2 separate regions of the Homo sapiens genome follow, and region 1 is linked to region 2. The links are chromatin loops, found by intact Hi-C in ENCODE. Cell type or tissue: HCT116. All regions are shown on one strand. Each heading gives the region's core, and the rest is flanking DNA. Links, peaks and the distances in the headings are about the cores only. Region 1 has its middle 7.3 kb from the start of PRSS54. Region 2 has its middle 11 kb from the start of NDRG4.

What was found. Hi-C counts contacts between places; a loop is a spot of excess contacts. Peaks named below come from ENCODE experiments on the same cell type or tissue, not always from the same donor. Only the 100,000 strongest peaks of a DNase experiment are listed, where the experiment ranks them.
Region 1: a loop joins it to region 2, with 10 times the contacts of the local background. A loop is called at or near these places in 5 of 110 quality-filtered maps.

Annotation. Positions count from the first base shown.
Region 1 is chr16:58,296,797-58,307,932 of GRCh38, forward strand. No RefSeq gene overlaps it. Among named protein-coding and RNA genes, the nearest start is that of PRSS54, 7.3 kb to the left of the region's middle. In HCT116, for the core only: a CTCF peak has its summit at 3,151 (motif pointing right); a DNase peak (open chromatin) is centred at 3,145.
Region 2 is chr16:58,483,846-58,495,114 of GRCh38, forward strand. It overlaps a transcript of NDRG4 not described here. Among named protein-coding and RNA genes, the nearest start is that of NDRG4, 11 kb to the right of the region's middle. RefSeq lists silencers at 3,726-4,077, 8,880-9,174 and an enhancer at 3,987-4,146. In HCT116, for the core only: CTCF peaks have their summits at 4,085 (motif pointing left) and 4,808; a DNase peak (open chromatin) is centred at 4,036.

The DNA.
Region 1 (11,136 bases), core at 1-8,000, 190 kb before region 2:
ATTCAGTTAGGACTCTTTGTGTCTTGTTTAAGAAATTCTTCCGTAGCTCAGCATCAGAGATCTAGTCTACTCTATCTTCTTCTCAAACCCTTGAAGTCTTGTTTTTCACATGTAAGTCCTCAACTGTATGGATTCATTTTTTGTGCATGGTGTGGATACTTAGTTATGCCAGCATCATTTGTCACAAGTCTCCAATGTGACTCCAGCACATATCAAAGTATAAATTTCTTTGTTGAACTTCTCTTTGTACTTAGTTTTCTAGTTTATTATTTTCTGCCCTTATCTTTTATTGTCTGTTTTCTTCTACCTTCTTTGAGTTTGTGTTATTTTCCTAATTTTTTTTTTTTTTAGACAGAGTGTCGCTCTGTTGCCCAGGCTAGAGTGCAGTGGCATGATCTCGGCTGACTGCAACCTCCACCTCCCAGATTTAAGCAATTCTCCCGCCTCAGCCTCCTGGCTAATTTTTGTATTTTTAGTAGAGACAGGGTTTCACCATGTTGATCAGACTGGTTTCGAACTCTTGACCTCGTGATCCACCCACCTCGACCTCCCAAAGTGCTGGGATTATAGGCAGGAGCCACCATGCCCGGCCTATTTTCTAAAATTTTTAGCTGGCATTTAGTGTGTTAACTTTAGCCCTCCTTTCTAATATAAGTCTTTAAGGCACTGTATTTCCCCTAAGTACCATTTCTCTGTAGCTCTTAACTTTTGATACCTTGTGATTTCCTTATCATTCAGTTCTATTTTTACATTTCCATTGTGATTATTGTTTGACTCTTGAGCTACTTACAAATGTGTTCTTAAATTTCCCAAACATATGACTAGTTTTATTTACCTTTTTGATACAGACTTCTAACCCAGTTGGTTGGAGAATGTGATCTGTGTAATACAAATCTTCAAAATCTCTGAGACGTGCTTTGTGGCCTAATATGTGATAAGAATTGTTGTACCTGTACCATGTTTGCTTGAGGAAAATGTACTGTCAGTATCTGTCAATTATCCTCCAACTTGTTGACTGTGCTATTCAAATTTTCTGAATTATTCCTGATTTTTTGTCTGCTTGACCTATCGATCATTCAGAAAGGTGCCTCCTATTATACTAGTGTATTTGCCCATTTCTCCCTATAGTTATAGCAATTTTTGCTTTATGTGTTTTGAAGCCATTTTCACCCAGATACACAAGTTTAGAATTGTCAACTATTCTTGGTAAATTGAACTATGGTTGATTCTCATTATTCGCTGTAGCTATGTTTTATAAAGTCCTGACAAACACTGAATTAATGAGTACTGAACTTTTGTTCCTTGGGGAAATAACAAGAGTAGGTTCCTGAAAGCCTCTGGTCACAACAGTTTTATAAAATGGAGTACAATGATGCGATCTCGGCTCACTGCAACCTCAACGTCCTGGGCTCAAGTGATCCTCCTGGATAATTTTTTTTTTTTTTTTTTGTAGAGACAGGGTTTTGCCCAGGCTGGTCTTGAACTCTTGAGCTCAAGCGATCCACCTGCTTCAGGCTCCCACAGTGCTGGGATTATAGGTGTGAGCCACCGTGCTGGGCCTCTGTCTTTTTAATTGATACGCATACTCCTCTTATGTTTATTGGGATTATTGATTTATTTTTTCTGCTCCTCTTCCTCCTCCCACCTCTCACCCTCAAGAAGGCCCCAGTGTCTGTTGCCCCCCTCTTGGTGTCCATGTATTCTCACCATTTAGCTCCCACTTATAAGTGAGAACATGCGGTATTTGATTTTCTGTTCCTGCATTGGTTTGCTAAGGATAATGGCCTCCAGCTCCATCCGTTTGTTTCTGCAAAAGACATGGTATCATTCTTTTTTATGGTTGCATGGTATTCCATTGTGTATATTCCATGGTATATATGTACCACATTTTTAAAATCCAATCTATCATTGATGGGAATTTAGGTTGATTCCATGTCTTTGCTACTGTGAATAGTGCTGCAATGAACATTCGAAATGCACATTTAACTTAATCACCTCTAACATTAATTACTATCTTAACTCTTTCATGATAATACGACAAGCTTAAAATACTTTAAACTTCTGCTCATGCTCTCGTTCCATATTTTAGTTCCATACATTATACTTTATCATTTTATTCAGATAATAATTATTTAGATTTGAGTATCTCTTCCATGAATAGTCTTTAGAAATTTTAGTACAAGCTTCTTGATGACAAATGTTTTTGTTTTTCCTAATGTAAAAATGTATTTTTTTGTATCCCTTTCTGAAAAATGGTTTTGTGGGTATACAACTCTAGGTTAAGAGTTATTTTCTCTCAGTTCTCTGGAGGTGCTTTTTCTCTGTCTTCTGAGTACCATTGTTTAAGGTCTCCCTGAAATCCAATTGTTTTTCCATTATGGGTGCTCTGTCCTTTTCCTCTGGCCCCTGTTAAGAACTTCTTTCATTTTTGGTGTACTATGGTTTTACTATGATACTTTAAGCATTAATTTATTTTTAGTTTATTATTGTAGGATATATTATGCTTTCTAGCTTTGTGTATTTATATTTTTTCATAAGTTCTGAAACAATCTCAGCCATTATCTTTGCAAATATTGCCTCTTCTTCAGGCTCTCTATTCTTTACTTTTGGGATTTCAAATAGATATATGTTAGACTTTCTCATTCCATCCTTCATATATCTCATCAAAGCCTTCATATTTTAATTTTTTATCACTTTGTGTTGCATTTTGGGTGATTACTGTAGACATATCTTCCAGTTTATTAATTCTCTCTTCATCTTTGTCTAATTTTCTGTTCAACCATCCTCTGGAGGTTTTTAAAAATTCAACATTCAATTTTTTTTATTTCTAGAAGACATGTTTTTAAATCTCCCTGTTTGTTTCTGGTTGCATCTTGTCAGGAGCTCATCTGTGTCATTACATCCATTATTTCTGCAACCATTTCATATATATCTGCTCTATATTTGGTATTCGACAGTTCCAAGATCTGCTATTTGGGGGAGAGGGGGATTCCAAATGTTTTTAGTTTCATCTACTCTCACACAATGTGGCTTGCATTTCCTGTGTGCCTTCCTAATAATTGTGAATTCATTTTTTGTTCCTAATATAGGGCTCTAACTTGGATACACTTTCTTCCAGACAGAAGTTGCTTCTGCCTCTACTGGTCACCAGAGGGCGCCACTAACCAGGGACTGTGGCTTGGCTTCCTACCCTCTCTGCTGGTAAAGTGTTTTAACAGCTGTGCTGCTGCCCCTAAGGCAACCCCTCCTCTCCCAGAGGTTAGCAGCTCATTTTTCTTGGAATCTTCTCCTAAAGTTAGTGGGAGCAAGGATAACTCAAAGGGTGTGTCCTCTGCACTGTTTTGCAGTGAGAGGTCATCTCAGATCACCTAGTCTGCAGTGATGCTCAAAGCTGAAGGGGCTGAGCCTCACAACATAGTACACACTCAAAGCTGGACTAATGGATGCCCAGTCGAGCAAAACATAATTTCCAGGTAGTCATCGTGCTTCCTGTTTGTACTTTTGGATTTTTGGTTTCTATTGTTTGGCTTTATTCACTCAAATTTTTGGCTGCTTGCTTGAACTCATCCTACTCTCAGATTCATATGTCCCAGTGAAAGTGATTCACATTAGAGTCTCAGCCACTCTTTTTCTGAGTTACAGTATTTACACTTCTGTTTTTCATCACTGTTTTTACACTTCACTGAACCTCTTTTAACCTTCCCCTCATTTTTGTGAGTTGGGGCTATAATGCCATGCAGAGCTGATAGTCCCACAGGCCCAGGGTAAACCTGCAACCAACCCTACCAGATTCCCTCATCTCTGGAATTTGAGTCTTGAGCCAAGGGACAAAAAGAGTGTAACAGCTGGAGCTGCCACGCTAGGCCAACAGCAGGTTCTTTGGCTCCACTGCCACATCAGGAGCTCTTCCCTGTCCTGTCCTCCCTGAGAGTTGGAGCTTCTATGTTCTATCTCAAATCCCACCAGCACATTTCTTTTCTGCATGCTAGTCAGAGACAGTTTGTGTTGCTTCTGACCAAAAAAACCCTTACTGATCCACGGGTCTTGTGCTTGGAGTATCTTTCATGCCTAAACATTTTAATTCCAAGTCTGATCAATGACTAGTGCCAGTAAGGTCTTTTCAACAATAAAAAGAGCAGCAGTCATTGGAAAACAATTATTTGTTAGAGTAGACTTGTGTTTCATCATGGTTAATGTTCATAGAGTTTTTATAAAAACACATTGTGGAACATTTTGTATATACAAAAGAATACATTTAATGTATATCAATAACAGCATAAACACAAAAGCAACAACATTCTGAGGTACCTGCAACCCAGTTTATGAATTATGTTAGAACATCACCACGGAGTATATATGAAGCCCCTTGTTGGCCCTTCCCCATCATGTTCCTCTTCCTCTCCAAGGAGAACAGCACAGGTTTCTTTCATTCACCATCATCTAGTAGGATTTACCTCTGGAATGCAAGGATGGTTCATCAACCACAAGTCTATAAATCTGATATACCACATTAACAGAATGAAGCATAGAAATTGTTATCATCTCGATACATGGAGAAAAGCATTTAATAAAATTCAACACCCTTTCATGATTAAAAAAACTCACAACAAATTAAGTATAGAAGGAATATAGCTCAATATAATAAAAGTCATATTATGAGATAATATTATTATCAAGCCCACAACTAATATCATACTCAACAGTGAAAAGCTGAAAGCTTTTCCTCTAGGATCAGGAACAAGACAAGGATGCCCACTTTTACCGTTTCAATTAAATATATTAATAGTACTGGAGGTCCTAGCCAGAACAACTAGGCAAGAAAAAGAAATAAAAAGCATCCAGATCAGAAAGAAAGAAGTAAAGTTGTCTTTGTTGGCAGATGACATGACTTTATATATATAGAAAACCCTAAATATTCTACCAAAAAAATGTTAGGTTTGAGCCTCAGGAAAGGAGAAAACAAAAAAAACCTGTTAGGACTAATAAACAAATTCAGTAGAGTGGCAGGATACAAAATCAACATACAAAAACCAGTAGCATTTCTGTCCACTAAGAATAAACTATCTAAAAAAGAAATCAAGAAAACAATCCCATGTATAATAGCATAAAAATTACTTAGGAATAAATTTAACTAAGGAGGTGAATGATCTGTATGCTAAAAACTATAAAATGTTGCTGAAAAAAATGAAGAAGACACAAATGAATGGAAAGATACCCCATATTCATGGATTGAAAGAATTAATATTGTTAAAAGTTCCACGTAATCTATAGATCAAATGCAATCCCTATCAAAATTCCAATGACATTTTTCTTTTCTTTTTTTTTAAATATATAAACAAAAGAGGTTTAATTGACTCACAGTTCTGCATGGCTGGGGATGCCTCAGGAAACTTACAATCATGGTGGAGGGCCAAGGGGAAGCAAGGCATGTCTTACATGGCATCAGGAGAGAGCTCCAGTGACATTTTTCATACAAATGGAAAAAAAATCCTAAAATTGGTATGGAACCACAGAAGACCCTGAATAGCCAAAGCAATCTTAAGCAAAAAGAACAAAGCTGGAGACGTCATACTATCTGACTTCAAAATATATGTATGGTACCATAAAATAGACATATAGACCAATAGAATAGAATAGAGCACCCAGAAATAAATTTGTACATTTATGGTCAATTTATCTTCAGCGAAGATGGCAAGAACATGCAATAGGAAAAGAATAGTCTTTTCAATAAATGGTCTTGGGAAAATTGGATGTCTACATGTAGAAGAATAAAATTAGGCCATTATCTCATGCCACATAAAAATAAATTCAAAATGGATTAGAGACTTAAACTTAAGACCTGAAACTATAAAACTATTAGACAAAAACATAGAGGAAAAGCTTCTTGACATTGGCCTGGGTGATGATTTTTTGGATTTGACTTGAAAACACAGGCAACAAAAGCCAAAATAGACAAATGAGATTGCATCAAACTAAAAAGTGTTTTTGTTTATTTGTTTGTTTGTTTGTTTTTCACAAGAAAGAAAACAAAACAGGGCCAGGCACGGTGGCTCACACCTGTAATCCCAGCACTTTGGTAGGCCGAGGTGGGCGGATCACCTGAGGTTGGGAGTTTGAGACCAGCCTGACCAACATGGAGAAACCCTGTCTCTACTAAAAATACAAAATTAGCCGGGCGTGGTGGCGCATGCCTGTAATCCCAGCTACTCGGGAGGCTGAGGCAGGCGAATAGCTTGAACCTGGGAGGCAGAGGTTGCGGTGAGCCGAGATCGCACCATTGCACTCCAGCCTGAGCAACAAGAGCGAAGACTCCATCTCAAAAAAAAAAAAAAAAAAAAGATAAAATACCAACAGAGTAAAGAGACAACTATGAAATGGGAAAAAATATTTTCAAACCATACATTCTGATAAGAGGTTAATATCCAAAATACATAAGAAACTCAAACAACTCAATAACAAGAAAATAAATCACCCAATTAAAAAATTGACAAAGAACCTGAAATAGGTATTTCTCAAAAGAAGACACACAAATGGCCCACAGGTATATGGAAAAAATGTTCAACATCACTAATCATCAGAGAAATGCAAATCAAAACTATAAATCATCTCACACCTGTTATTATCAAAAAGACAAAAACTAACAAGTGTTGGCAAGGATGTGGAAAAAAAGGAAATCTTGTACACTATTGGTGGGAATATAAAACCCATTATGGGAAGGAATATGGAAGTTCCTCAAAATATTAAAAATAGAACTACCCTATGATCTAGTAATCCCACTTCTGGGTGTGTATACAAATGAAATCACTGTGTCAATGAGATATCTGCACTCCTGTGTTCATTGCAGCATTATTCACAATAGCCAAGATATGAAAGCAACCTAAGTGTTCATCAATGGATAAATGGATTTAAAAAAACCCGTAGTACATATACACACAATAGAATGCTATTCAGCCTTAAGAAAGAAGAAAATTCATTTTCTTTCTTTTTTTTAAACATGGATATGTTCTTTAGTGGTGATTTCTGAGATTTTGGTGCACCCATCACCTGAACAGTATGCACTGTACCCAATGTGTAGTCTTTTATCCCTCACTGCCCCTTTTCCCTGAGTCCCCAAAGTCCACTGTATCATTCTTATGCCTTTGCATCCACATAGATCAGCTCCCAGTTATAAGTGAGAACATACGATGCTTGGTTTTCCATTCCTGAGTTACTTCACTTAGAATAATGGTCTCCAATTCCATCCAGGTTGCTGCGAATGCTCATTATTTCCTTCCTTTTTATCCACTCATATATATATATATATATATATATATATATATATATATATATATGCACACACACACATATATATGTATGTATGTATATATATAACATTTTATATATTATCTATATCTATATATAGATAGATAGATATAACATTTTCTTTATCCACTTTGGGTTGGTTCCATATTTTTGCAATTTTAAATTGTGCTGCTATAAACATGCATATGCAAGTATCTCTTTTGTATAATGACTTCTTTTCCTCTGGGTAGATACTCAGTAGTGGCATTGCTGGATCAAATGGTAGATCTACTTTTAGTTCTTTAAGGAATCTTCGCTCTGCTTTCCATAGTGGAAAGTTTACATTCCAACTAATGGTGTAAAAGTGTTCCCTTTTTACCACATTTGCACCAACATCTATTAATTTTTGATTTTTTTATTACAGCTATTCTTGCAGGAGTAAGGTGGTATTGCATTGTGGGTTTTGATTTGCATTTCCCCGATAATTAGTGATGTTGAGCTTTTTTTCATATGTTTGTTGGTCGTTTGTATATCTTCTTTTGAGAATTGTCTGTTCATGTTCTTAGCCTACTTTTTGATGGGATTGTTTGTTTTTTTCTTGATGATTTCTTTGAGTTCCTTGTAGATTCTGGATATTAGTCCTTTGTCAGATGCATAGCTTGCAAAGATTTTCTCTCACTCTGTGGGTTGTCTGTTTACTCTGCTAATTATTATTATTATCATCATTATTATTATTTTGTTGTGCAGAAGCTTTTTAGTTTAATTAAGTCCCATCTATTTAACTTTGTTTTTGTTGCATTTGCTTTGGATTCTTGATCAATAAGTCTTTGCCTAATACAATGTCTAGAAGGGTTTTTCTGATGTTATCTTCTAGGATTTTTATGGTTTCAGGTCTTATATTTAAGTCTTTGATCCATATTGAGTTGACTTTTGTATAAGGTGAAAGATGAGGATGCAGTTTCATTCTTCTACATGTGGCTTGCCAATTATCCCAGCACCATTTGTTGAATAGGATGTCCTTTCTCTACTTTATGTTTTCATTTGCTTTGTTGAAGATCAGTTGGCTGTAAGTATTTGGCTTTGTTTCTGGGTTCTTTATTCTGTTCCATTGGTCTGTGTGCCTATTTTTATACCAGTACCATGCTGTTTTGGTGACTATAGCCTGATAGTATAGTTTGAAGCTGGGTAATGTGATGCCTCCAGGTTTGTTCTTTTTGCTTAGTCTTGCTTTGGCTATGTGGGCTCTTTTTTGGTTCCATATGAATTTTAGGATTGTTTTTTTCTGTTCTGCGAAGAATGATGGTGGCATTCTCATGGGCATTGCATTAAATTTGTAGATTGCTTTTGGCAGTTTGGTCATTTTCACAGTATTGATTCTACCCATCCATGAGTATGGGATATGTTTCCATTTGTTTGTGTCATCTATTATTTCTTTCAGCAGCGTTTTGTAGTTTTCCTTGTAGAGGTCTTTTGCCTCCTTGGTTAGGTATATTCCTAAGTATTTTAGTTTTTTGTAGCTATTATAGCTATTGTAAAAGGGGTTGAGTCCTTAATTTGATTCTCGGCTTGGTCATTGTTGGTGTAAAGCAGTGCTACTAATTTGTGTACATTAATTTTGTACCTGAAACTTTACTGAATTCATTTATTAGTTCCAGGAGCTTTTTAAATGAGTCTTTAGGGTTTTCTAGGTATATAATCATATGATCAGCAAACAGTGACAGTTTGACTTCCACTTTACTGATTTAAAGTGGAGAGAAATAAAGAAATAAATATCTCCTTTAAAGAAATAAAGAGCATCTCTTGTCTGATTGCTCTGCCTAGAACTTCCAGTACTGTGTTGAATAGAAGTGGTGAAAGTGTGCATCCTTGTCTTGTTCCAGTTCTCAGAGGTAATGCTCTCAATTTTTCCCATTAAGTATAATGTTGGCTATGGGTTTAGAAAATTCATTTTCAACTGCATGAACGAATCTGTAGGATATTATGCTAAATGAAATAAGCCAGACACAGAGTGACAAATGCTGAGTGATCTTGTTGATATGTGGAATCTAAAAAAATCGAACTCAGGAGCAGAGAACACAATGGTGGTTGCCAGGGGCTGGGGGTGGGGACCTGGGGAGATGTTGCTCAAAGAGTACAAAAATTTGAGTTAGGTAGGATGAATACCTGGAGATCTATTGTACAATATGGTTGCTATAGTTAATAATAACGTATTATGTTATTGAAAATTACTGAGAGGAGATATTGAATGTTCTCACCACACACAAAGATAACTATGTGAGGTCATGGATATGTTAATTTACTTAATTGTGGTATAATCATTTCACAACATATACATATATTTAAGATCACATTGTGCACTGTAAATATACACAATTTTTTTTTTTTTTTGAGATTGAGTCTTGCTCTGTCAACAGGCTGGAGTACAGTGGCGCCATCTCCTGGCTCACTGCAACTTCCACCTACCTGGTTCAAGTGATTCTCCTGCCTCAGCCTCCCCAGTAGCTGAGATTACAGGAGTGCACCACCATGCCCAGCTAATTTTTGTATTTTTAGTAGGGACGAGGTTTCTCCATGTTGGCCAGGCTGGTCTCAAACTCCTGACCTCAGGTGAGCCACGTGCCTTGGCCTCCCAAAATGCTGAGATTATAAGCGTGAGCTACCATGCCTGGCCAAATATACACACTTTTCATTTGTCAATTATACCTCAATAAAGCTGAGAAAAAATAAAAGGACAAAAAAGGAGATTCTAATAAATAATATAATATAATAAATTCCTCTAACGTTTCAAAAAAAAAGAAAGAAATTGACATTATTGGTGAAGGTGAAGTCTCTAGCATGGCCGAGACAGGCAGCCTTTTTCCCTTCTCCCTCCCCAAGGTCATCACTACAACAACAACACTGCTGTTTTTACACTTTTACTACAAATTACATGTATCCATAAACAACATGCTGCATTGTGTGTGTTTTTTAAATGGGCTCACACCATACATATCATTCTGCTGCTTGCTCTTTTTTTTTTCTTTTTTCTTTTTTGAGATGAAGTCTCATTCTGTCACCCAGGCTGCAGTGCAGTGGCAAATCGGCTCACTGCAACCTCTGCCTCCCAGGTTCAAGCAATTTTCCTGCCTCAGCCTCCCAAGTAGCTGGGATTACAGGTGCCTGCCACCACGCCTGGCTAATTTTTTGTATTTTTAGTTGAGATGGGGTTTCACCATGTTGGCCAGGCTGGTCTCAAACTCCTGACTTCAAGTGATTCGCCTGCCCCGGCCTCCCAAAGTGCTGGGATTACAGTTGTGAGCCACCATGCCCGGCCTACTGCTTGCTCTTTCATCATTATTTCAAGATTTAGTCCATTCATTTTCATTGCTGTCAAGTATTCTATCCCATAAACACACCTCAATTTATTGATTCATTCCCCTGCCCATGGACATTTGCATTGTTGCCAATTTCTAAAATATTAACAAATAATCCTGTAGTAAACATTGTTGTACCATTATCCATATGCAAGTGTAAAGGATGTAAACCAAAAATAAAATTCTAAGCTTGCTAACCATCTGAATGGACAGGGCATTCCAAAGTTAACCTGAAAAACTAGCTCAGGCCATGATGGGAAGAGGGAGTCAGACAGGCCTCATTATACCTTTCTGTCTTGGAATTCAGACCCAGCTGACCAGTACTGATATCAACACAGACCTTAAGACTGATAGAACAGACTCTTTAAGTCTGATAAGAAACATTTACAATCTATTCTTTCTGAAGCCTGCTATCTGGAGGCTTCATCTGCATAAAACCTTGGTCTCTACAACCCCTATTATAACCCAGACATTCCTTCCTATTGATTCCAGGTCTTTAGAT
Region 2 (11,269 bases), core at 1-8,000:
CTTGAGCCCAGGAGTTTGCGACCAGCCTGGCCAACATAGTAAGACCCCATCTCTACAAAAAATGAAAAGAAAAAATAGTCGGGCTCTGGTGGCACACACCTGTGGTCCCAGCTACTTGGGAGGCTGAGGTGGGAGGATCACTTGAGTCCAGGAGTTCGAGGCTGCTGTGAGCCATGATTGTGCCACTGCACTCCAGCCTAGAGTTTGCTTAGAGCAGAGCCAGGGTTTGTTTTGACCAAGACCCTGTCTCTGAACAAACAAAAAAGGTCATTTTTACACTTTGGGAGGCTAAGGCAGGTGGATCACCTGAGGTCAAGAGTTCAAGACCAACCTGACCAACATGGTAAAACCTCATTTCTACTAAAAATACAAAAAAAATTAGCCAGGCGTGGTGGCAGGTGCCTGTAATCCCAACTACTTGGGAGGATGAAGCAGGAGAATCACTTGAACCCAGGAGGCAGAGGCTGCAGTGAGCTGAGATCGCGCCACTGCACTCCAGCCTGGGCGACAGAGTAAGAATCCGTCTAAAAAAAAATTTATATATTTATTGTTTCTATTGTACCTCAGACTTCTCTGAGGTGGGCAACATGCTCTCATATTGCAAATAAGTGAGGCTTTGAGTGATTTGCTCAAAATAAAGCAAGCTGTTGAATGATAGAGGAGAAATGCCAGCCTGGTTGCAGTGGCTCCAGGCCTTACCCCTGAGAAGTAGAAGCATTTGGATTTATCCCAGGCCCATTTGGTGTGTACAGCTTCTGTCTGCCCAGGCCCAGGTCCCTGCACACGCGTCTCCTGGGAGAGCTCTTGTCTGCACCAGGAGCTGGGCAGGGCGGCTCCTGTCCCTTTAGGGAATAAGAGATCAAGAAGTGGAAAAGCATGATGGAAGGGAAAGAGCCATTGCTGGCCACTTCATAGACCCTGGCGTTCGCCCACCTCTGTGCTACTTAACTCCTTGGAGACCTTAGCCAGGCTTCATTAGTAGGACTCTCATTTTCTTATAACTTATCACACAGCTTCTTAAAAAAAATCATAACTTACTTTTTTTTTTTTTTTTTTTGATGGAGTCTCGCTTTGTCCCCAGGCTGGAGTACAGTGGCGCAATCTCGGCTCACTGCAAGCTCTGCCTCCCAGGTTCACGCCATTCTCCTGCCTCAGCCTCCCGAGTAGCTGGGACTACAGGCACCCACCACCATGCCCAGCTAATTTTTTTGTATTTTTAGTAGAGACGGGGTTTCACCAGGTTAGCCAGACTGGTCTCTTAACTCCTGACCTCGTGATCCACCTGCCTTGGCCTCCCAAAGTGCTGAGATTACAGGCATGAGCCACCACGCCCGGCCCATAACTTTCTTTAGAAGAAACTTCTCTGCCACCGTGCTGTGGAAATGTCTGCTCTGGCGTCTTTCTTGTGGAGCCCCACAACTCCAGCCAAGCCCTGGACTGTCTGTTTTTCATGGGCTGAGACATTCCCGGTTCTCTGGATGATGAGGTCTCTCTCTGCCCCCTTCCCCGCCACCACCTCCGTCACAGGCCATCTGTCCCTGCACTGCCCACTCTCAGCCCTTTTAATAGCATGGGCCTTGGGGAGGATGGTGTCCAGGGTGGTTTCATAACAGGCCGGGGGAGGGGGGCTACAGGGATACCCCAGGGCTACTAAGGGGTTTAATTGAGATGGGTGTTCAGGAAGGCAGGTGGCTAAAATGTCCTGATGCGGAAGAGTTTTCCAAGGAGGGGACCCCTCTTTCAGCTCTCCCAGCCCCCACACCCTGGATGGATGGGTGAGTGTGCACACATCTGAAAGGATGGAAATGGGAGCGGGAGAGCCTTGAGGATGCCTTTCTAAAAATACAGCCCATCTGCATTGTGTTAGCTGGTTTCCTCGGAAACCACTGGGAGCCGGGACTCCAGCATGGCACGTGCACAGGGACCCAGGCCTGCTTTTTCATTTATTGTAACAGGAATTTTCCCATTATATTAAATAATATTTTATTATTGACACACAGTTTATCTTGTACCCTATTGATGGACATTTTCTTCCAATTTTTTTCTGTGTTATAAATGGCACTGTGGTAAGAATTCTTATAGATAAATTATTTGTTGCCATCTCTGGTTTCCTTAGGCAATTTCTCCACGGGAGAGGATTGCTGAGTCTGAGAGTATGAACCTTTTAAATAGTTTTAATTCATTTGTAAAACTGCCCTCCAGAAAGATATGTCCATTTATATACTTACAAGCCATATAAGAAGGTGCCTGTTTCAGTGCACCTTCGCTAGCGGTGTAAACTTTGCCAATGCCATTGGCAAAAAAAGAAAGAGCTATCCATTCATTCATTCATTTGAGACACGGTCTTGCTCTGTCACTCAGGCTGGAGTGCAGTGGTGCAATCATAGCTCCCTGTAGCCTTGAACTCCTGGTCTCAAGTGATCCTCCCACCTCAGCCTCCTGAGTAGCTGGGACCACAGGCTCTCACCACCACACCCAGCTACTTTATTTTTTTCGTAGAGATGGGGCCTTGCTATGTTGTCCAGGTTGGTCCTGAACCTCTGGGCTCAAGCACTCCTCCGGCCTCAGCCTCTCAAAATGCTGGGATTATAGGCATGAGCCACTGTGCCTGGCCAAAAAAAAAAAAAGTATCTTAATTTAAATTTCTTTGACTTCTAGTGAGCTTGAATATTTTTCCATGTATGTACTGGCCAATTTAAATTCTTTTATGAATTTCTAGATTATGTCCTTGGCTAGTTTTTCTCTTGGTGCATTCTGACCTCTGCCATCCTGAAGTTGAGGGATGGTGGTGCCATTCCTAGAGGAATTGTGGGGTCCTGGGACCCTCTGTCTTCCTTCCCTCACCACTGGCTCCTACACACACACACACACACACACACACACACACACACACACACACACACACGCCTGCATGTATGACCCATTCTTCCTCTGAGGTTCAGAAACCCCTGGGGTTTCCCAGCAATTAGGGCCCGGGCCCACCCTCTGGCAGCTGAGCAGCCCCTGTGTATCACCCCTCCCTGTTGGTGGCCTGAACTGAGACCTGCACCCCCTCTTTCAACATCACTCGGCCTGCCACACCACCAGGGCCTCTACTCCCACCCACCCCTCCCTGGCCCATCTTCACAGAGGCTTGTCCTGGGAGCCCTCTGGGGAGCTCTCAGCTCTGTTCCTCTCCAGTCTCTCTATCCTCCAGAACCCCACTGTCCCCTTCAGACACCAGAGGCCCTCGGCAGGGGACTTCTGTCTGCGTCTGACCCTGTGTTTGGCCTCCCTGCACGTGCCCTTCTGTTTCTCAATAAAGGCAGAATGTTGCATGTAATTGTTTTAGGAATCATGACGTTGCTTTTCTGTTTTATTTGGAAACGTTTTAATTTTTAAGAGCAAATAATAGGCTGGGCATGGTGGCTCACACCTGAAATCTCAACACTTTGGGAGACCAAGACGGGTGGATCACTTGAGGTCAGGAGTTTGAGACCAGGCTGACCACCATGGTGAAACCCCGTCTTTACTAAAAAACACAAAAATTAGCAAGGTGGTGGTGTGCACCTGTAATCCCAGCTACTTGGGAGGCTGAGGAAGGAGAATCACTTGAACTCAGGAGGCGAAGGTTGCAGCGAGCCAAGATTACGCCACTGCACTCCAGCCTGGGTGACAGAGTGAGACTCCGTGTAAAAAAAAAAAAAAGAAAAACGGAAAAACAAATACTATAATGGTATCCCCCAAGCCAGACAGGCGGGTCTTGCAGACGGAGGCCTGGGGGCCCTAAGTGCCTGAGTGGGCTGCGCTTGGGGGCCAGGGGGACAGTGCATCTGGTTTCCGCGCTCCCGCCCCAGCCCCGACTTGCGCTGTCCTTCTCCGCCCGGGCGTCCCCGCCGCAGCAGGCCTCAACCTCGCCCTCCCTCCCTAGGCCTCCTGCTCCACGACGTGACCATGGCCGGGCTGCAGGAGCTGCGATTCCCTGAGGAGAAGCCGCTGCTCCGGGGCCAGGACGCCACCGAGCTGGTGAGTTGGAGTCGCGCCTTTGAGGTCTTAGGGCCGAGCGCGCCACCTCGTGGCCAAGAGGGAGACCGCGTGCCTTTCCTGCAGCCGACCCTCCCTAGGGCCAGCCACACCGAGAAGCCCTGTCCCTGCCTGTGGGGGGAGTTCCGGCAGGCCTGAGTGCCACCCAGACCCAGCCAGCCTCACGGTGGCTTCAGCCGTCTTTGAGGCTAAAGGCGCCACAGGAGAGTTATCCCGGCTTTAATGACGAGAAAACCGAGGCACAGAGAGGTGAACCCAGTTGGCCAAGGTCACACAGCTAGTGGGGAATGAGGCCATATCAACCCCTGTTTCTGGACAGCCCAGGAGCCCCAAGTGCTGGCTCCAGCAGGGCATGCTGCTCCTCCGTCTGTGCGCTCTTTTCCTTATCTGCCTCCCAAGCCTCTGCGGCACCTGGGCAAGTCTAACCAACAGTGCCACCCGGGGCAGTGGGACAGAGGCATCACAGGTTATGATTTTGTCCCAAAGACCCCTCCGTCAAGGGACAAGGCATTAGAGGCCAGAGTGACTTTCATGCCACCCTTTTTTGTTGTGACAACACCCTGTCCACCTTCCCTTTCCCTCCCTCCCAGTGCCGTCATACTGGTGACTGTGACACAAACCACTTTCAAAAAGTGTGGGTTCCCTGCTTGTTGGATTCTGAGGCATCAGGGCTGGGGTCCCTGCAAGTTATGCTGCCCGGACCCCCTTCTTTTACAGATGGGGAGGCCAGGAGCCCAGCCCCTCAAATCTGCAGGGCACTGTAGTCTGCCCTGCCCTGCCTCCCCAGCCTCCCATCACCAGGAGGGGAGCCCAGGAGCTACTGAGCAGCCAGGATTGGAACTGTGCAGCCAGCCAGGGATCCAGGGATCCAACCACATGAGGTTGCAGTCCTGCCCCCAGGAAGAGTACAGTGTTATCTTCCAGACAGAACCTTGAGTTAACTGATAAGGCCTGGCTTATCCGAGGGCAGCCACGGATAAGCTGCCCTGGTGGGGTGGTGACTGCACATTTTTCAAGCCCTTTATTCTAAGTTTACTTGCTCCCTGGTCTGAGCCTCCATCAGCTGCTACCCCAGGATGCTTGCAGAAGCCTCCTTGCTGGTCTTTTTGCTTCTGCCTTCGCTCTGTACCCTTTTAAAATAAGCCATGAGCTGGGCATGGTGGCTCACACCTATAATCCCAGCACTTTGGGAGGCCGAGGTGGGCAGATCACCTGAGGTCAGCAGTTTGAGACCAGCCTGGCCAACATGGTGAAACCCTGTCTCTACTAAAAATACAAAAATTAGCCCGGGCGTGGTAGTGGGCGCCTGTAATCCCAGCTACTCAGGAGGCAGAATCGCTTGAACCCGGGAGGTTCAACCCCAAGACTGCACCGCCGCACTCCAGCCTGGGCAACAGAGCAAGACTGTCTCAAAACATAAATAAATAAAAAATAAGCCATGTCACTTCTCTGCTTAACGAGCCATCTCAGTCAGACATGGGACCCAGGATGCAATCTGCACCAGCTCCCCCGCCTGTTCCCAGCTTACTTCTCTCTAGCCTCCTTGAACATGCCCATCATATTCCTAGTACATCTGCTTGGGATACACTAGCCCAGAAATTTGCAGGGCTGGCTCCACTCCTTGTTTTATTCAGGCCTCTGCTCAAATGCTCCCTCCTCAGAGAGTCCCTCTCTAACCCCTGGGTCTAATATTGAAACCCCAACATGCTCTGGCCCTGGCCGTGTCACTTAGCCTGGTTTGTGTCTGCCCCGCCCCGCAGGTTCCCAGGACAGAGATCTGTTCTGTTTTGCACCCCCAGGTCTCCCCAGTGCCTCACACAGCACACATAGCTCTCAGTAAAAACATGGGCTGGGTGGAAGCCACAGATGGTGATACAGCTCAGAAGGAAGAAGTTTCTCAGAACTTTCTAAAAAGTGCCCCCCTACTCCCCACTCCTGCCTGTGTCTTTCTTTCTGTCTTTTCCTTCTTTCTTTCTTTTTTTTTCTTTTCTTCTGAAGCAGGGTCTCACTCTGTCACCCAGGCTGGAGTGCAGTAGTGCCATCATAGCCCACTGCAGCCTCAACTTCCTGGGCTCAAGTGATCCTCCTGCCTCAGCCTCCCGAGTAGCGAGGATCTTAGGCATGTGCCACCACAACTGGCTAATTTTTCCATTTTGTAGAGATCAGTCTTGCTCTGTTGCCCAGACTGGTCTTGAACTTCTGGGTGCAAGTGATCCTCCTACCTCAGCCTTCCTAAGTGCTGGGATTACAGGCCTGAGCCTCTGTGCCTGCCTACCAGCCTGTCTTTTGAGGCATGAAAGCAGAGTTCTCCTGTGAGGTTTTGATAGGGCAGATGGTGGCCCTTGGGGACCCCTGCATCCCATCGCAAGTGCTGAAGTGTGCAGGTTGCGGGACAGCCGCACGGAGGTGCTGCCTGCTGGTATGGAGTGTGCCTCTGTGGTCCAGCAGGGCCCCCCAGTACAATGGGGAGAACTAGGGCATCTTGGCCTGGTAACTTCCATGCCTGTCTCTTCCACTGCCCACCTCAGCTGGGCACCCTTCTCTGCCTACCCTGGCCCAGCCCTCACTGCCCCTCCCTCCCTGACTCAGTGGGCACACTCCTGCCTCCTCATGCCCTCTGGGCACCCTGGCCCTACTGCAGGTGGTGTCTCTATCTACCCATCACGAGGACCAGAGTTTGCCACTATAACATCCTCACCCCTGCATGAGGGTCTCCGTTTCAGATCCTGTGGAGGCTTCTTCCCTCTTTCATGAGTCAGCACAGGCCCCATGCTGTGGGCCTGGGCACATCTGCTTTTTCCAAAGGCACCTCAAAAGCCCCATTCCCGCCAGACATGTTGGCTCACGCCTGTAATCCCAGCACTTTGGGAGCCCAAGGTGGGCGGGTCACCTGAGATCCGGAGTTCAAGACCAGCCTGGCCAACATGGCGAAACCCCATCTCTACTAAAATTATAAAAATTAGCTGGGCATGGTGGCGCATGCCTGTACTCCCAGCTATTCGGGAGGCTGAAGCAGGAGAATCACTTGAACCTGGGAGGTGGAGGTTGCAGTGAGCCAAGATTACACCACTACACTCCAGCCTGGGCGACAGAGCGAGGCTCTGTCTCAAAAACAAAATAAAAGCCGGCCGGGCATGGTGGCTCACACCTATAATCCCAGCACTTTGGGAGGCCGAGGCGAGCGGATCACTTGAGGTCAGGAGTTCGAGACCAGCCTGACCAACATGGTGAAACCCTGTCTCTACTAAAAATACAAAATTAGCCAGATGTGGTGGTGAGCTCCTATAATCCCAGCTACTCGGGAGGCTGAGGCAGGAGAATCACTTCAACCCGGGAGGTGGAGGTGGCAGTGAGCCCAGATCTCACCAGTGCACTCCAGCCTGGGAGACAGAGTAAGACTCTGTCTCTAAATAAATAAAGCCCCACCCCACACCCGACACAGCCTCCTGGATGCTGCAGCGTGGCACCCCATGCAGTCCTACCCCCTCTCTCTGTCTTCAAGAGCTAGTCTGGCTCTCTCAGGCTGTGGCGCTCACAGACGATTCTCCTTTTCCAGCTGCAGTGCTGAAAGCATCCATCCTTTTCACTTTTTTTTTTTTCATTTTATTTAAGACAGAGTTTTGCTTTTGTTGCCCAGGCTGGAATGCAATGGCGCGATCTCAGCTCACCACAACCTCCGCCTCCCCAATTCAAGTGATTCTCCTGCCTCAGCCTCCCAAGTAGCTGGGATTACAGGCATGAGCCACCACACCCGGCTAATTTTGTATTTTTAGTAGAGATGGAGTTTCTCCATGTTGGTCAGGCTGGCCTCAAACTCCCAACCTCAGGTGATTGGCTCGCCTTGGCCTCCCAAAGTGCTGGGATTACAGGCATGATCCACTGTGCCCAGCCCCATCCTTTTCACTTTTTATTTATTTTTTGTTTAGAGATAAGTCTGGCTCTGGCACCCAGGCTAGAGTGCAAGGGGTGTGACCATAACAGCCTCCTCCTTCAGGGAGGTTAGAGAGGGCTCAAGTGATCCTCCTACTTCAGCCTCCTGAGTAGCTGGGACTACAGGCATGCACCACCATGCCTGTCTCATTTTTCTATTTTGTAGAGACATGGGATCTTTCTATGTTGCCCAGGCTGGTCTCGAACTCCTGGCCTCAGGCATTTCTCCCACCTCAGCCTCCCAAGTAGCTGGGATTACAATCGTGAGCCACTTCACCTGGCACCCTGTTCACTTTTTAAATGTTCTGCCATTTGCCAGGTGCAAATTCTTTCAGTCCAGTGGGAAGTGAGGATTTCCACACATCTACTCACAGCCTGCCCGCCCACTGCTGGAGCCTGGCTTTTGCCTTTGGAGACTCCAGTGCCTGGCCTGTCTGGGTTCCTCTGCTCCTATGTCCCCATCCTGCCTCCCACACACCACTCCTCTGCCTCCCTCAGCTGGGCCCGCACTGCCACCTGTTCTCCTCCTCGTGCTCACCCTGTTCCCACGGGACTTCAGGGGCCTCTGCATGGGCTTCTATTCTTCCTGCATTTTCTTGGCTTTTGAGTCCTTCCCCTCCCACACCCTTCATCTCCTGGGGCCCCCAGACCCAGAGAGCATACAGCACACCCTGCCATTATCTGCTCCACCGTGTGTGTGTGTGTGTGTGTGTGTGTGTGTGTGTGTGTGTGTGTGTGTGTGTGTGTGTGTGTGAGAGACAGACAGACAGTCTCGCCCTGTCACCCAGTCTGGAGTGTAGTGCCACAATCTTAGCTCACTGCAGCCTGGACCTCCTGGGCTCAAGTGATCCTCTTGCCTCGGCCTTCCAAAGTGCAGGAATTGCAGGTGTGAGTGACCACGCCCGGCCTTCTTTTTTGTTAGCTTTTGCTTGTAACAAAACTGCCGCCTCTGTCCTTCTCTGAGATAATTGCCCTCTTAAGGTCCCGAGTATAGACATCTCCCCTTCCTTCTCCTCAGCCCGCTTGTGCAAGGTCTTTGAGTGAGAGATTCATGATCAGCCCCAGGCCCTTGTCCTCCCCCTCCAGCCCCATCCTTTCCCTCCTCTCCTTCCCTCCTCCCTGCAGAGCCACCACAGGCCTGGAACGAATCTGCAGAAGAAGCCCAAGTGGGTGTGGCCATTCTCTATGTGACAGTCGCAGGCAGCCCAAAGCCTGGCTTTCCCCTTTGGGCATGGGAACCCCTAGTGCCCTCTGATTTTTCTCCACCACCTGGCCTGCTGGAATGCAGGTGGCTGAACTCTTCCTTATTTTGGGAAAAATGGCAGAAATACTGGTTTCATTCTTCTGCTTTCCACTCCTGTGATTTGGGGTCATTTTCCTCCTTGTACTTACCTAGCTGACTGCTTCCCTCATCCTCCTGTGGCACCCTATTTCTCATGTGACTGTCTCAGTCATCCGTGGTTTGTTTTTGTTTGTTTGTTTGTTTTTGAGACAGAGTCTCACTCTATCACGCAAGCTGGAGTGCAGTAGTGCAGTCTCAGCTCACTGCAACCTCTGCCTCCCAGGTTCAAGTGATTCTCCTGCCTCAGCCTCCCTAGCAGCTGGGATTACAGGCATGTGCCACCACACCCAGCTAATTTTTGTATTTTTAGTAGAGACACGGTTTTGACACGTTGGCCAGGCTGGTCTCGAACTCCTGGCCTCAGGTGATCTGCCCGCCTCAGCTTCCCAAAGTGCTGGGATTACAGGCATGAGCCACCATGCCTGGCCAATCCATGTATTTATTCCTTAGGAGGATCTGTAGCAGGCACAGTCCAGTGCTGGGATACAAAGGGCAGAACGATGGGCAACACTGAGCTTCTCCTCTAATCCTCACAACACTGAGGCTCGGAGGCTGAGTGAGCTGCCCGGGAGTTCACAGCCTCGCAGAGCGGGGCAGAGAGGTTTCTAGGCAGACGCAGGGGAAGGCAAGGCAGAACCTGTGAGTTCTCCTTTACCTGGACGTGTGCTGGTCCCTGATTAGTTTCCCTCACCAGGCCTGAAAGTGGCCCGAGTCTGAGCTGGCCAGCTGTCTTGTTGTACAGATGGGGAGACGGGGACCCAGAGTGGGTGAGTCGCACAGCCAGAGCCAGGCCCCCGCAGAGTGTCTGTGGGCCCCTCGGCCTCAGGGAGAGCCTGGCAACTCAGACGCGGGGTTCCAGCCCCCGCTCCTCCCCAGCCATCTGTGCAGCCTCGTAACCTGTGGGTGCATTTTGAGCCTCTCTCCCCTCATCGGTGAAGCCTGATTGTTCATCCAGATCTGTTTGTGTCTGGGGAGCCCCTTCCATGCCAGCATCATACTGAGAGCACAGCTAGATGTGGTCCCGCCCTCGTGGTGCCCGCGGTCCGGTGGGTAGAACACGCACTAGCCAGACTCAAACGGTTCACTGTGAAGTAAGCTCCAGTGATCTGAGGCACAAAGCGACCAGGTCTGGAGAGGTGGGAGCAGCTGCCACTGTAACTTTGTGTGGATTGGAAAAGGTCCCTCTTTCCCCCTCACTGTGTGGGCCTCAGCTTCCCCATCCCTACAAGTGGGCATGTTAGTCACGCCCACCTCCCCCCTTCCCTCCCTTCCTTCCACCCTTGTGGCCTGATGGTCAGACCATGAAAAACATCTATGGGAGCAGAAGGGCAAAGTGACCAACAGCAAGGATTTGCAGTGGGACATTCCAGCACTTTCTAGCCCTGTGACAGCCTCTCTGAGCCTCACCCTTGTGGCCTGTAAGATGGAATCCACACCTCCTTAATGAGGACGCTCACACGCTCCTCCACCAAGTACTTGGTAGCCAATGCCTGGCACTTCGGTGAGCCCTTGGTCACTTTTGTTAACATTGAGACAGACTGGTGGGCTGGGTGCGGTGTTTCATGCCTGTAATCCCAGCGCTTTAGGAGGCCAAGACAGGAGGATCATTTGAACCCAGGAGTTGGAGGATACAGTGAGCTGTGATTGCACCACTGCACTCCAGCCTGGGTGATAGAGTGAGACCCTGTCTCTAAAAAAAAAAAAAAAGAAAAGAAAAGAGAAAAGACAGACTAGGGGACAGAAATTGAGTCTGCTAAGGCCCCACGGGCTCCCCAGACCAGCCAGGGCCTAACTTGCCACCCCCTCTGTTTGCCTTCCCCTAGGAGAGCTCCGATGCCTTCCTCTTGGCTGCAGACACAGACTGGAAGGTAGGTCAAGGCTCAGACCCCCAAGATGTGGGACTGACAGCTGGCAGCCCCTCACCCCACCTGGCCAGGTCCCAGAGGAGGGTCACAGCCCTTCTGTGTGCCCCCT